Regions from separate parts of the Homo sapiens genome. Here region 2 is linked to region 1. The links are chromatin loops, found by intact Hi-C in ENCODE. Cell type or tissue: endothelial cell of umbilical vein. All regions are shown on one strand.

Region 1 (2,500 bases):
CTTGTTGATAGATTGAATATGCAGATGTAAAGGAGAAGAAGGTCATTTGGTTCATAGGTTTTGGGCTTATGAAACTGGATGGATGGGGATCCTAATCCCTGAGACAGAGGACATTGGAAAGGGACTAAATCCATATTTTGGAGAGGATGAGATCAAGGTACCTAGAAGCATCTATGTAGAGATGTCATATAAGTAGTCAGATCTAGAAGCTAGGCTAATGATTTATATTAATGAGTTATCATGTATAGATAACAATTGAACCCATGAGTATCAATAAGAAAACCTAGGCAGAAAACATAGAGTTAAAAGAGTACATAATGAAAAGTAGAAGTGACTGTGATTAAATTTTGATAAATACTAATATTTAATGACCTAAAGAGGCAGTGGATGGAGATACTGGAGGAACATAAGGGAGATGTCATGTCACATAAGCCAAAATAGAGTGTGATTCAAGAGGGGAGTGAACAGTCAACATGAAGATATGTGACCAAGAGGTCAAATAATAGGGAGCTGAAAGGTGGATTTAGAAAAGTGGTCATCTTAGCGGGCATTATATTGCTAGCTTGATATGATTGTAATCCACTTCAGAGTGGGTTGAGGAGTAAGTAAGAAGTAAGTAAATGGAGACAGGAAGTAAAGGCAGCTCTTATAAAAGAAATAGGTTGTAAAGAGAAGATAAGTGTCTCAGGGGGTAGATGTAGTGTCAGAAGAGAGATTTTTGGGAGACTTGATTTTGCTCTTTTGTTTGTTTTTAATATAGAGGAACTTGAGCATGTTTAGATGCTTATGGGAAGGACCTGGTTCCAAAGAAAGATTGATGGGAGAAAGACAAGGACAATCTATAGTCCATGTGAAGTCCCTGAGAAAAACTAAGTGGGCATGAGAAAAGGAGAAAAGGAGAAAAAATGAGGACAGGTGTAAATAGGTCTGTAGATTTAGCATTTGGAAATGGAGGGCATTTCCCACATGATGACTTCACTTTTCTCTGAGTCACAAGTTGGGTCAATTACTGAGAGATAGTAGAAAAGAAGATAAAGTGGCCAAGATCAGTTAGAGGAGAGGAAGTCTGAAATAATAGTTGTTATTAGTCAGCAACTCTAGTCAACAGTTTTAGATGATGATAAGAAACAGACAGGAAGTGTGGGGTAGAATAACTTAGACACTGAAGATGAAGAGGTCAAGGAGCTGAGCGGCCAGATTACAGGATGAAATGTCCATGTGACTGTTGAAGTCAATGGGTGATGGCAGAGGAAAAGCATTTGAGGAGCAAAAAGTGGAGAGTCTGAATGTCATAGGGCTCAAAGAAGATTTTTGCTTGTTTGGTGTTTTTTTGCCAAGAGGCTGAGAGTGGTTTGGAAATGACAATAGAAAACCAGAAGGGGGTATACTCCAGTAGCTGACCCTGAAGTATCCGCTTGGAGAGAGAATTACCTACCTCTTAAAAGGGCTGCGGGAGAAGTAGGCTGTGAAGAAGGAGCCCAGGTTTGAGTCAAAGAAGGCCAAAAAGCTTTTGTTTATCCAGTTGTCATATTTTCTCTACTTAGCTTACTGTTACATATGAGGAAACTAAAGCTCTGGAAACAGGAGTTAAATCTCACTGTTCTGGTATTTCCTTTGAAATATTACTAATCTACCACTTCCATGTAGCATTAAAAGGCAAATCAATCTGCCCCGTGTTCATACAAAATATTTTTTCCATGCATGTTTTATGCCTCCTAATTGAAAGAATCAAACCAGCATTGGCACATCTAGCACCAAATGTAATGAATAATCTCATATGAAATTTAGAAATGTTTGCATATATTTGACATTCTTGAATCTCTGTGACAGGTATAATTTCTTTTTCAAAAAAATAATTTTTGGTACTATGCTTGAGGTGAAGAAGTAATCTGTGTACCAAACCCCGGCAACACACATTTTCCTATGTAACAAACTTGCATATGTACCCCTGAAACGAAAATAAAAGTTAAAAAATACTTTGGGGAAATAGTGAAGTGTAAAACTTTATGAATAAAAAGTATGATTTCTTAACAACATGAAAAAATAGACCCCAATCAGGTCTTTCTCTCAAATGGAGATATATGTAAGATGAAGCAGACCTCTTCTTTATCAAGCAAATTTGATGACATAAGTAGAAAGTTCCAAAGGACTTATGGCATTGAGATTTGACTTGTAAGCTCTATTTCTCCAAGAGTAGGGAAACTCACAAATACCTGTAATTTCAATATCACAACAACTTTGATTCTAACTGAAGAATTTCTTACTAAATATAGGTCCTCCTTTCTTGTCATTTCCATATTTTATCTTCTTTAAGGAGACAAAGAATTCTGAAGTCTATATTTAGTATTAATTTTTTGGAAACTTAGCAGCACTGGGGAGAGGAGCTTTTATAAATGGGATATGAACTTTGAACACAAAATAAAATTTCCTTTGGTGTCATTATGCAGCACCGATCTAAGCAGACTTAAATTCATATAGAGTTATTGAGTATTTTGTACCT
Region 2 (2,500 bases), 110 kb before region 1:
AACTCTTACTGGGAACATTGTATTAATGGCAGAGAAAAGAAAAACCGTTCTTGCTCTCTCCTTAGCTGTAGGACACCAAGCCAGGGTTAGAGAAGTGTAGCAAAAACATAATATGTTTTCCGGATGTAGAATAATTCAGTGAACAATAACCACCTGTGTCTGAGGGCCTACCATGTGCCAGGGCAGAATAATTTTTGAGATGCTTGTCTCCCAATATGTGCTCTTTGGGATAAAAGACCAGTTGTTCTTGTTGATTGCTCTATCCTTAGCAGTGAATGCAGCTTCTGGCACATTGCAGTCCTCAGTAAGTCACAGGACAGGAGGAAGTTCAGAGGTTGCACCTGACACTGGCCCTACCTATTTTATCCTTGAAGCTATCCTTAAGCACATTTACGATTTTCAAATTAATTTTTACAATTGGGACATTCTTTCTGTTAGTCATTTTATCTTTCTAACAGATCAACAGATTCAGTGACACGGATGTTGTACCTAAAGTCACACATCTTTCACCTGTGAGGGGTGGATTTGATTCTGAGTCATTCTGTTACCAAAGACTGCTCACCACGGTGTAGCTGTTACCTCCCAGCAATGAATGAGTGGTATGGGGTTGCAGGTGGCCACTCAGAGGAGGTTAGTGCTGCCCTGAAGAGAGGTTACACTCAACAAGCATTTGAGGGCCCTTGCAGAGAACTAGAAGCAAAGCAAGGCTGGGTGGCACCTGGGCCTCTCTTCATGGTGTCCCTTGCAGGTGATAATTATCACATGGCTAAGAAAGGATATTTCAGAGAGGAAAAATGTTTGTATGAAACGAAGAAAGGGTATTTGTGTATGAATACCCTCACCAGACTCACATCAGAGACTGGGAGATTTCTGATATGATCCTCTGATGGTTCCGAGAATAGGCTGCAAACACAGTGATAAGAGAATCCCTTCCACAGATATTCAAGTTCAGTCACAGGGCATTACACATTAAGGCCATTAAAGTTATGAGGGTGAGTCACATCTCTCAGTGGGAAGCCAGACTGCCTACCTCTTTTTCCTATTAATCACATAACATTTTAAAGCTGGAGAATTGTATGAAAGGAACGCTAGGCAAAGCAGCATCATGGAGCAGAATAATCATAAAGTAAACAATTGGCTTAACTATCTGGCATCCTTGAGTCATGCAAATGATGAGTATCTTGTTTTTTTGAAGACTGTTTTGACCCTAAACAAGCCCATTTTGTGGCTTTTATTTATTTTGAGACAGAGTCTCGCTCTGTCACCCAGGCTGGGGTGCAGTGGCGTAATCTTGGCTCACTGCTACCTCTGCCTCCCAGGTTCAAGTGATTCTCCTGCCTCAGCCTCCTGAGTAGGTGGGATTACAAACGCCCAGCCTCACACTTGGCTAATTTTTTGTATTTTTAGTAGAGATGGGGTTTCACCATGTTGGCCAGGCTGGTCTCGAACTCCTGGCCTCGAGCAATCCTCCTGCCTCAGCCTCCCAAAGGGCTGGGATTGCAGGTGTGAGCCACCGCACCTGGCTAACTTTGTGGCTTTTGGTTTTAACCTACAAAATGAGTATAAAATGTTGGTCAGCCCTACAGATCTTTTGGAGAGCCGGGAGACTGGAAAGAAAATGCTGGAGAGTTTTGAGAAGCTCATCTCCAAGTGTATGATCTATTGGGGAAGGCCATCCTGGTCCAGAAAAGGAGCTCATAAGTCCTTGCAGAGGACAGAAGGAAGGACAGAGGCTGTACAGGAACCACTCCTGCTCTTTTTATCCTCAAAGCTACCTGGATACTGGTCATGCTGGTGGTTTTCAAATTTGGTTTTATGATGCCTCAGGATGAACACTTATTTCAAAATTCATCACAGAAAATATAGAATGTTCTTGAAATGAAGGATACTTGTTAATGCATATGCCTTACACCCAAAGAAGGGTTGAAGCAGCCCGCTTATGCCGCTCAGCGCTGCACCAGAAGGTAATGAATGCAGGGGGCTCCTCAGCTGAGATGTTGTCCCCTCCTGGGCTTCCCACACATTGCTGATGTCTTTTGATTATTTAATGCTAAACAGCACCTCCCTCTACAACAGATACTAGTTTTGGACGACTGCACTTTTAAGACCAGAGGAGGTAAAAATTTTTAGAAGAAAGGGGAGAACCAAGATAAGCTTGGCCTCTCTGGTGATGCTCTGGCCTTCTATCCCCTAGAAGTGATTTTTTTCTCCCAACCAAGGCTCTGTCCTGAAACCTGGCCCCATCTTCCAAACAAGCTCTGCTTGCCCTTGGTTCTGACCCCAAACTCCAATTTTCACACACTGCTCAGATTAGATGTTTCCTGCAGAGCTGACCTAGCCTCAGACTCCAGGCCCCTCCATCCTCCCGGCCCCTGCTTGGCCTCATTTCACACTCCTGCATCTGACCTTCGGTCCCACTCCCACCACACCTGCCCTGGCCTCCAACTGCTTTTGGCTTTTCCTGCCTCAGTGCTGACAGCTGGCCGTGGCTGCTTCCAAT

The links. Peaks named below come from ENCODE experiments on the same cell type or tissue, not always from the same donor. Only the 100,000 strongest peaks of a DNase experiment are listed, where the experiment ranks them.
Region 2: it touches region 1 in a loop (6-fold over the local background); 1 of 110 quality-filtered maps calls a loop at or near these places.

The regions. Positions count from the first base shown.
Region 1 is chr5:136,618,812-136,621,311 of GRCh38, reverse strand. No RefSeq gene overlaps it. Among named protein-coding and RNA genes, the nearest start is that of CTB-1I21.1, 110 kb to the left of the region's middle. In endothelial cell of umbilical vein, no CTCF peak of the experiment used is centred here; DNase peaks (open chromatin) are centred at 1,031 and 1,541; H3K27ac peaks cover 2,500 bases.
Region 2 is chr5:136,728,708-136,731,207 of GRCh38, reverse strand. No RefSeq gene overlaps it. Among named protein-coding and RNA genes, the nearest start is that of CTB-1I21.1, 5.0 kb to the left of the region's middle. In endothelial cell of umbilical vein, no CTCF peak of the experiment used is centred here; a DNase peak (open chromatin) is centred at 1,027; H3K27ac peaks cover 851 bases.